Linked DNA regions of Homo sapiens: region 2 is linked to region 1. The links are chromatin loops, found by intact Hi-C in ENCODE. Cell type or tissue: K562. All regions are shown on one strand. Links, peaks and the distances in the headings refer to the core of each region. The heading gives the core; the rest is flanking DNA. Region 1 holds the start of C3orf33 (chromosome 3 open reading frame 33). Region 2 has its middle 110 kb from the start of GMPS.

Region 1 (5,381 bases), core at 256-5,255:
GGCTCATGCCTGTAATTCCAGCACTTTGGGAGGCCAAGGCGGGCAGATCACCTGAGGTCAGGAGTTCGAGACCAGCCTGGCCAACATGGTGAAACCCCATCTCTACTAAAAATACAAAAATTAGCCAGGCTTGGTGGCAGGCACCTGTAATCCCAGCTACTCAGGAGGGTGAGGCAGGACAATCACTTGAACCTGGGAGGCAGAGGTTGCAGTGAGCCGAGATCACACCATTGCACTCCAGCCTGGGGGACAAGTGCAAGACTTGGTCTAAAAAAAAAGAAAAAGGAAATGAGATTGAAAATATGCACAAAGGTACATACTCTGGGTTCTGTGATTGGATTATTTGTAATATTATAACTATGTTCTAATTTACACAACTTCCTCCCATAATCCTTCTGAAGTCATTTTTTAATTTGAAATAACCCATGCATCTATTACTGCTTAACTGGAAGAAATGAGTTTTCACCAATTAACACATATATTATTTACCATTCAATGATGCTACAAATATTTATCTAGCACTTACTAAGTAGCAGGCATTACTCTAAGAACTGGGGCTACAATGATGAGTGAAAACAGGCATGGCTTTGGACTTTGTGCTGCTTGGCTGTAGAGCATTTGCAAAGTTATCTTACTCAACTTTCCAGTATTATTTTTTAAAGTTAATGATTCCTTCTGAAAACATTTTCTTCACTTGGCTTCTAGAACACCTGGCTGTCTTGACTTTTTTACTACCTCACTGTCTGCTTCTTCTTAGTCTTTGCTGACCTCCTCTTTACTCCCCAGATTCTCAATGTTATAATCCCCCAAATTCTAGGGCTTCTTCAGTAGCTTTTCTCACTTGCTCTGAGATGTTATTCAAGCCCACGGCTTTAAATGCTACTTAAGGTTTATGCAGGTCATTCCCAATGTTCTATGTCAGGTTCTGATCTCCCTTCAACACCGGACCCCATATCCAGTTGCCAAGGACAGCATCTACAATTCTGCTTAGAAGTCTAATAATGATCTCCAAATTTGCACATCTCCATGTACGTGTCCAAAAAGTTCTCTAGATTTTCCCCAATAAATCATTTATTCCAACTCCTTCTCCTTATCAGCAACTATTACCAGCCTCCTTGGACCTCTTTCTTTGTACCTCACACCCAAACAATTCATATCACCACAATTCTGTGTCTTAGCCACAACCCTCTCTTGCCTGGTGGCCTAACATGTCCCTCTCTTGCTTCAACTCCAGAGGCTTAGTGCTTCACTTAAAAAAAAAAAAAAAAAAAAAGGCAGGGCACCAGTGGCTGATGCCTACAATCCCAGTGCTTTGGGAGGCCGAGGCGGGCAGATCTCTTGAGACCAGGAGTTCAAGGCCAGCCTGGGCAACACAGGAAGACCTTGCCTCTACAAACAAAAAACAAATTAGCCTGGTGTGGTGACAAGTGCCTGTAGCCCTAGCTACTCGGGAGCCTGAGGTGGGAGGATTGCTTAAGCCCAGGAAGTGGAGACTGCAACGAGACATAATGGTGCCACTGCACTCCAGGCGTGACAGAGGGAGACCCTGTCTCAAAAAAAAGAAATCTATTCGGGAGGCTGAGGTGGGAGATCACTTGAGGCCAGGAGTTGGAGGACAGCCTGGACAACATAGCAAGACTCCCAGTCTCTAACTCTAAAAGAAAGTAGTCGATGGGGTAGCGCACGCAACCTGTGGTTCCAGCTACTCGGGAGGCTGAAGTGGGAGGATCTTTTCGGCCGAAGTGGGTGGAGCAGCAGCAGTGAGCTATGATCGTGCCACTGCACTCCAGCTTGGGCCAGAGAGGAATACCGTGTCCCTAAAAAATAAAATTAAAAATAAATAAAAATTAGAAATGCTCTCTCCCAAGGCGTACAGGACTTCCCTGCTCTTCCTCGGTCTCCTCTCTGGGCCCTCCCCAAATGCTCTAATGGACCAGGTGGCATCCCCGAGCTGGGCTGCGTCTCACCCTTTGAGGTGCCCCCTACAGCCCAGCAAGGATCCAGAACAGTCCTTGTAATAATGAGGCCGAACTGGCCCCCTGGCCCGCCCCCGGCCCTCTGCAGCCCCGCACACACGACACTCGCGATGTCGCCCTCTCGAGCTCATTCCCCCGCAGTTTTCTGTCGCTCCCCGGCCCCGGCGGGATCCACGCCTGAGGCCTCACGTTGTTCTCAGGGTCGCTCTGTGCCGCCCCGCGCCCACCACCCGCCCAGACTGCGTGGCCCCAGTACCCGGACTAGGCGCAGGTGGTCGTCTGCCCACTGCGAGATCCGAGCCACGACGTTGGGCTCCATTCCGTCCTTGTCGGCAGACGGCGAGCCGGTGGCCGCGGGCTGCCCCGCCATGTTCCCGGCCTCCTGCGAGCGGCCCTGAGCTCCTCCGGCTGGCGGCAGGGGGCGCCGCTCACCTCGGGAAGGCGGCGGGGTCCCCTTCCCCGCGGACCGGGGTGGCCCCGCGACCTGCAGTCGCCAGTGGGCGGGCCCCAGATATCAGACGTCTTAACAGTGCCCCAACCGCTTTTATGCAGGGTGATTCCACGATGCAGGAGATCTCTGAGCAGCACTGTGGGGGCTGAAGCATTCCCTATCAAGCTAGTAGGATGATTGTCAGCTGGTGACTTCAATTCACTCAGCTGCAACGTGGTTTTCGCAGGTGCCACACAAGGAAGGAAATTGAAGTAATTCATTCCTTCCACCTGCTCCCAAGGAACAGCATATGCATATTTTTTAACCAAATACGACCTGTCCTTGAAACCTATGCATATTTCTTATATTCAAATTGTGCTTTAAAGTTTTAAGAGCTGCTCTGAAAGCCTAATATCACATGCTCTAAATCTTTGAGCTGTTAGAAAACAGTAGTTAATACATTTTAAATAAAACAAAAATTAGATACAGAGCAGTGCAAATAATATGGTAACATTTATGTAATAAAAATATATATTGAGGCCGGGTGTGGTGGCTCCTGCCTGTAATACCAACACTTTGGGAGGCCGAGGCGGGCGGATTACTTGAGGTCAGGGGTTCGAGACCAGCCTGGCCCACATGGCGAAATTCCGTCTCTACTGAAAATACAAAAATTAGCTGAACCTGGTGGTATGCGCCTATAATCCCAGCTACTCAAGAGGCTGAGGCAGGAGAATCGCTTGAACCTGGGAAGCGGAGGTTGCAGTGAGCCAAGATCGTGCCACTACACTCCAGCCTGGGTAACAGAGCAAGACTCCATCTAAAAAAATAAATAAATACTAAATACTATACAAGAAACTAGTAACAGTGACTACCCCGGGAAACGGAAGGTAGGAAAGGGCAAGAGGTTTCACAATCTGCCACCTCTAATAAACATTTTTCAGTGATAGAAATGTCCTGTAGCTTCATGTGGGTATTGCCTGCATGAAATGTGGCTACTGAAATCAAGGAACTGAATTTTTAACTTTATTAATTTTAATTAATTTAGTCACATATGGCTAGTGGCTATTATATTGGAGAGTGCAATTATACTACTGGAGTTTTTTTTTTTTTTTTACTTTATGCAAATATTACCTTTAAAAGTCAAAACAGACTATGTTGTATTCCTAACAATACATATTATGAGTGGTGGCTTCAAGGAGTGTATTGTCTCTGTGTTATAGCCAATAGAAAGTAAATAACAGCCGGGCGTGGTGGCTTACGCCTGTAATCCCAGCACTTTGGGAGGCTGAGGAGGTTGAATCATGAGATCAGGAGATCGAGACCATCCTGGCTAACACAGTGAAACCCCATCTCTACTAAAAATACAAAAAATTAGCCAGTCGTGGTGGCATGCGCCTGTAGTCCCAGCTACTCAGGAGACTGAGGCAGAAGAATCGCTTGAACCCAGGAGGCAGAGGTTGCAGTGAACCAAGATCGCACCACTGCACTCCAGCCTGGGCCACAGAGCAAGACTCTTGTCTCAATAAAAAGAAAAGACAAGAAAGTAAGTAAATAAGAATCGTTGACACTTGGGTCTTGCTTGCTATGCGCCAGGTATTGTTCTAGGTGCTTCTCAGACATTAACTCCCTTCATCCTCCCAGCAACTCATGAGGTAGGCACTATTATTAATCCCAGTTTTACAGAGCAAGTATGCACAGAATGATTAAGGCAGTAGCTAAGGTCACCTAGCCAAGAAGTGATAAACTGGGATGTTGTGCAGGCATTCAACTCAGCCAGTTGGCTCACTCTGTGCAGTTAACCACAACACTGTCTCTTATACAGGCAATTGGCCAAATCACAAAAATACCTACAAATTTCCATCAAGGGTGGAACACAAATGATATTGGGGAAAATCCATCTACAAAGATACATATTAATCCATAATCACTATTTCAAATAAAAATATCTCTGTGTTACTAGATTTAAAATAAATTTAGTTAATAAAAGGAAAGGAAGTGTGGATTTCTTAGGCAATCATTTGCCTAACATTACTCCTTTTGGTTTTCCAATGTCCCATACCTCTTCTCTCCTATCTGCTAGCATTTTCAGTGTCCTAGTTGAAGACAGGTTAGTCCATTCTGCCTACTTTCCATCCCAAAGTCTTTCTTAATATTTCAGATGTCAGCCACCTGGACATCTCTAAGTCCTCTAAATGTCTTTAAGTCTCCTTCAATAATGTTTCAGCATCACCTCACTATGCATTGATGTGAGAAATCTAGTGCTTGTTCCAGGACTTCTGCAGATTAATCAGAGACTTATGCTCCTGAGTTAGATCCACCAAGGCACACTGTTCCTTTTCCTGCTGGTAATTTCTGAAAACTCACTGAATAAGATGATTACATGACCTCAACAGAGAGATATACATGAAAAGCCACACTTAGATTCACTGCCCCATCCCTTAATTTCCTACAATACCATGAACATATCTGTAATAGACTCTTACTGAATGTTTGAAATTAATGAGGTGGAATTATCATTTAAAAAATTGATTGGAGGGCTGGGCATGGTGGCTCATGCCTGTAATCCCAGCACGTTAGGAGGCCAAGGCTGGCAGATCACCTGAGGTCAGGAGTTCGAGACCAGCCTGACCAATATGGAGAAATCCCATCTCTACTAAAAAATACAAAAAAATTAGCCAAGTGTGGTGGCGCATGCCTGTAATCCCAGCTACTCAGGAGGCTGTGGCAGGATAATTGCTTGAACCCGGGAGTCAGAGGTTGCAGTGAGCTGAGATCGCACCATTACATTCCAGCCTGGGCAACAAGAACAAAACTCCGTCTCAAAAAAAAAAAAAATGATTGGATACTAATGTAAGTGTTCCCAGAGACCAAAGAAAAAGAAAAAAGTTGAATATTTCATGAGAATCTCACCCCAGTTTCTAGCCTTGGTTCCCAGTTTCAAAGTCAACCATTCTATTTTTCTTACACAACATACC
Region 2 (5,381 bases), core at 284-5,283, 180 kb after region 1:
TTGTTCTTTGAAGAGAATCCTTTTATCACTAAGAATTAAGTTTGTGCTTGATATCTTTTATCAATGCGAGCAAGTTCTCTTTCCTAGTTTATTTTAGGAATAAGTCATGTCTGCATGTTTAATTTTGTCAAATGCTTTTTCTGCATCTATTTAAATGAGTATATGTAAGTTTTCTCTCCTTTAATCTGTGAACATGAAAAATACATTTGTAGATTTTCTAGGGTTAAACTACCCCTGAATTTCTGTTATAAACCAAACTTGGTCAAGATATGTCATTGTTTTTGTGCCCTACTGGATGTGTTGTGTCAATATTTTGTTTAGGAGTTTTTCATTTATGTTTATAAGTGAGATTGGCTTGTAATACTTCTTTCTCATATTGTACTTGTCTTTTTTCATGTTGAGTTTTTACTTACCTGATAGAATACATTAGGGGAGTATGCTCTCTTTTTTTCTTTTCTGGAAGAGGCCTTATGGTACAGTGATAAGGAGCATGAATTCCTAAGGTGCAAGAATGTGTGCTGATGGGTCATATAGCTGTAATTCCAAGGTACGGTGAGAGTAACTTGGGGTGAGGCCAGTGGGCTTATGTTACCCAAACTTAAATTCTTTTACAGAAATACCTGTATGATGATGTCATCAAGTTAAAAGCTAGAAAAAATAATGTGTTCTTAAGCCCTTAAATAGTCAAGTTCTATTCACTGTTGAAGGATACTACTGGCTACGATCCCAATGGCCTAAATTTTCTCAATATTTCCATTTTTATCACGAATGTGGACTATTATAAACCTTAGAAATGTCACTGTAAAAATGTAAACATGATCTAGTATCCATATAAAATGGCTATAGAATGTAAAAATACTTACTCTAATAACTGGATGCCCACAGAATACCCTCACTCCTCAGGAGGCCAGATGGGAAATAAAGGAGAATTTTCAGAAATGCAAATTCAAGAAAAAACCTCACAGATATTTAACTTCACTTGCATGAGATTTCCCTTGTGTTACCCTGTGTTTCTCTGGCTGTCTAAGAGAAACCAAAATTGTGTTTGTTGGCAAGATTGTCCTGAGCTTTAGGACTAAGTAGATGTTGGGGGTAGTATTGTAAGTTGCTTTACTAGTGTTTCCGGGCTTCACTTTCACTGTGTCTCTTGCTCCTTTACTTTAGAGGGTGACAAATGCAACAAGGGGAAACTTTACTCTCTGTTGTCAGGAACAGATGTTGGAGTATTCAGAGCTGTAATTGGCTATGTTTTTTTTTCTCCCCAGATTTCTTCCATCTTATAATTTTGAATGAAGCTCAAAGGGAAGCTGCACTATAAAGCTAAAACTTTGAAACTCAAAGATTCCAAAGGGAGATGTTTCAGACTTGTGTATATTTTTACACTTAAAAACCCCATGCTGGGCATGGTGGCTCACACTTGTAATCCCAGCACTTTGGGAGGCTGAGGCAGGTGGATCACGAGGTCAGGAGTTCGAGACCAGCCTGACCAACATGGTGAAACCCTGTCTCAACTAAAAAATACAAAAATTAGCCAGGCATGGTGGCATGTGCCTGCCTGTAGTCCCAGCTACTCGAGGGCTGAGGCAGAAGAATCACTTGAACCTGGGAGGCAGAGGTTGCAGTGAGCCGAGATCGCTCCACTGCACTCCAACCTGGGCAACAGAGCGAGACTCCATCTCAAAAGAAAAAAAAAAAAAAAAAAAAACCCAAATAACAGGACTCTTGCCATGTTCTCAAACTCAGAGATTCTTTCCTCAGTTGTGCCTAATCTACAAATGAACCCATATAAGGCATTCTTTCTTTCCATTACAGTGTTTTTGATCTCTAACAATTTTTAAATTTTTTCTTAAAATTTCTGTCTCTCTGCCTTCATTACCTAGCTGTTCTTACATGTTGCCTTCTTTTCCATTAGAACTCTTTGCTTATTAATACAGTTGTTTAATTTTTATTTATCTATTTTTTTGAGATGGAGTTTCATTCTTGTTGTCCAAGCTGGAGTGCAATGGTGCTGTCTCAGCTCACTGCAACCTCTGCCTCCCGGGTTCAAGTGATTCTCCTGCCTCAGCCTCCCGAGTAGCTGGGATTACAGGTGCCTGCCACCATGCCCAGCTAATTTTTTTTTTTTTTTTGCATTTTTAGTAGAGACGGGGTTTAACCATGTTGGCCAGGCTAGTCTCAAACTCCTGGCTTCGGGTGATCCACCTGCCTCAGCCTCCCAAAATGCTGGGATTACAGGTGTGAACCACCACACCCAGCCAATCACAGTTGCTTTAAATTCACAGTCTGATAATTCCAATATCCCTGCCACATGTGAGTCTGCTTTAGATGCTTGCTCTCTCTTCAAACTGTGTTTTTTGCCTTTTAGTATGCCTTGTAATTTTTTTTTGAAAGCCAGACATGATGGACTGGGTGAAAGTAGCTCTGGTAAATAGTCCTTTAGTGATGTGGTGATAAGGTGTGGGGAAAAAGGAGGCATTCTGTAGTTCTATGATTGGGTTTCAGTCTTTTAGTGAGCCTTTAACTTTAAACTGTGAACTTCGCATATGTTTCTCATTTCCCCCAGAGCCACCATCTTAGGTGGGCTAGGATGGCTAGAAGGAGCTGGAGTTGGATATATTCCTTCCCCTAGGTGGGTTTCACTCTGATAAAACTCCAGTAGGTTAGGCTGTGATAAAATAGTTTCTCCTGAGGGAAGTTCTTGTTAAGAAGAACAGAATGCTGTGGCATATTTCAAGGTTATCTTTCCCCGCCCCCTATTGGAAGCACAAGGGGATTTTCCCTTGATATTCACTGTAAGAACCTGGTGGAGCTCCAGGAGTGAACACTGACAAAAGTGTGAGGCCTTTCTAAAGTTTTAAACCTCAGTCTTATCTATTCTGAGCCTCTAGCATTTCCTCAATTATAATTCAGGTTTCCCTACCTTGGCACTGGTTCCTGAAGAGGTTTCTGCTCTGTTAAGTTGCAATTCTCTGTACCTGTTACTCTCTCCAAATTTTGAGGAAGTGGTTTGCTCTGGAACTTCTTTTCTCTGATGGATCTAAGAAGAGTTGTTGATTTTTCCATTTGTTCAGTTTTTTTACTTGTTATTAGGATGGAATGGTGACTTCCAAGTTTCTTACATGCTGGACTGAAAACCAGAAGTTAGTTCTTCACAGAGGTCTTTAAAGTAAAGAACCTTAAGGTTAACTCACTCCTAAGTTCTCAAAACACTTTTCAGATTTTAAAAATAGTGTTCTTAGTAGTCTGGTGGAGAGACTCCTTGGTATTTGGAGGCAGAGAGGTAATACAATAGTAATTGTATTTATTAAAATAGATAATGTCAAAGCCAAACCAAATCGAACCATTGACTGCATTTGAGAGAATTAGCCAGAGAACATAAAGCACTATGCATTGTTTGGAAGAAAATTTATGTGTCCAAAATATAAAGTATTATGGATTTGTTGCAGTAAATTTCATCGGTCAGTTTAGGCTAAGTTATGTTGTGGTGACAAACAGCCTTAAGATCTCAATAGCTTGTGACAACCAAGGTGTATTTTTCACTCATGCTCCATATTGATTGCAAGTCAGTGGAGGCTTTGCTCCCTGTCATCTTTATTATGCAACTCAGCTTGAAGAAGTGGGCTCCCCCGAGACATGCCAGTCAAAGGAAAAGAGAAGCTTTTGTTCCAAAGAGGAACACAGCACCTCTACTCACATTTCTTGTCCCAAAGCATGCCATCTGCATTCAATGGAGTGGGGATGAATACACAACAGGAAAGGGAAGTAGAAGTCACATGGCCAAGCATGACATCAGTGTGGTGGAAAGTATAGTCTTCCCACCAAAAGGGGTATCAGATATTTTGAATATTAATACAATTTGCCATGTAGTGTCTACCAAGTTCCTCCCTAGTTTATTGTAAATTGGCTATTTAGAATTTTCTTATCCAAGACTTTCCAGGACTGTGATCACTACTGTGAGAAGTTTTTTTTTTTGTTTTTTTGAGATAGAGTTCCACTCTGTCACCCAGGCTGGGGTGCAGTGGTACTATCTTGGCTCACTGCTACTTCCGCCCCCCAGGTTCAAGCGATTCTCCTGCCTCAGTCTCCCAAGTAGCTGGAATTACAGGCGCCCGCCACTGCGCCTGGCTAATTTCTGTGTTTTTAGTGGAGACGGGGTTTCGCCATGTTGGCCGGGCTGGTCTTGAACTCCTGACCTCAAGTAATCCACCCGCCTTGGCCTCCCAAAGTGCTAGGCTTACAGGCATGAGCCACAGCGCCCAGCCTGTGCAAAGTTTTTATTGGCCACGTCCATACCTACTTTGATGTTGAGTTCCCTTACATTCATTTTTCTAGAGGATAAGGGGACAAAGGAACTTCTCAGATAAATGTTTTTGTGAGGAGCTCTTGGGTCTTTGATGCAATTGAAGACACAGCAGTTACTCTCAAGGTACTCACAGCCTCATTTTCTAAACAATGCCTCTCCAGGAAGTCCTTGGTGTAAGCATATGTTCCTGGAGTCTGCATTGTGAGACAGATGGCAGAAAAATGACTCCTCTTTTATTCCCATTGATTTTGGTTCTTGAGAAACATGTGGTTACCCCTGTTGCTATGAGGTAGTATTATTGTAATAATAAATGTGCTGATAGAATTATGGTCCATTATTTAACCTGTGTGAAGATGGGGATAAAACTGCTAAATGGGCAGGATTAGGAACAAGTTAGGTATAGATAAGCCATATTAAATAAATGTAGAAACAATATAAAGCAGTGAAAGCAAAAACCCTTGTTTAATAACTAGACTACAAGGCATCAAAAGTCAGGTCAACGTATGAAAGAAAAATCTTGCAACTCAAAGGAAAAAAGCTGGCAGCTCACAGGACAAGTCTGGGTCACATTATGTTTTGTTTGAACAGCACCATGTTTTAAATATCAGGAGATGTTACATACAAAAGAATTCAACTTCTGGCTTCTCTTGAAAAATTTGTCATTGTTTACTAATATTCCTAACTGATTTACTTTTCTCTCCCATCCTCCCTCCCTTCCTCCCTCCCTCCCTGCCTCCCTTCCTTCCTTCCTTGCTTTCTTGCTTTCATCTTGCTTTGTTGCCCAGGGTGGAGTTTAGTGGCATGATCCCAGCCTACTGCAACCTCCACCTCCCGCGTTCAAGTGATTCTCCTGCCTCAGCCTCCCGAGTAGCTGGGATTACAGGTGCTTGCCACCACACCTGGATAATTTTTGTATTTTTAGGAGAGATGGGGTTTCACCATATTGGTCAGGCTGGTCTTGAACTCCTGACCTCAAGTGATCTGCCCACCTCAGCCTCCCAAAGTGCTGGGATTACAGGCATGAGCCACTGTGCCCAGCCTACTCTTGTTTCTTTGAGAGGTAGCATGAATCTCCAGT

The links. A loop is a pair of places that touch in the nucleus more often than their neighbours do. Peaks named below come from ENCODE experiments on the same cell type or tissue, not always from the same donor. Only the 100,000 strongest peaks of a DNase experiment are listed, where the experiment ranks them.
Region 2: it touches region 1 in a loop (7-fold over the local background); 3 of 110 quality-filtered maps call a loop at or near these places.

The regions. Positions count from the first base shown.
Region 1 is chr3:155,803,907-155,809,287 of GRCh38, forward strand. It overlaps C3orf33 (chromosome 3 open reading frame 33), which reads right to left and starts at 2,372. Exons shown (of 5, transcript NM_001308229.2): 1 at 2,233-2,372. The coding sequence starts at 2,346. RefSeq lists a silencer at 2,307-2,656. In K562, for the core only: a CTCF peak has its summit at 2,396 (motif pointing right); DNase peaks (open chromatin) are centred at 2,115 and 2,425; H3K4me3 peaks cover 1,486 bases.
Region 2 is chr3:155,981,283-155,986,663 of GRCh38, forward strand. No RefSeq gene overlaps it. Among named protein-coding and RNA genes, the nearest start is that of GMPS, 110 kb to the left of the region's middle. In K562, for the core only: a CTCF peak has its summit at 2,752 (motif pointing left); no DNase peak of the experiment used is centred there.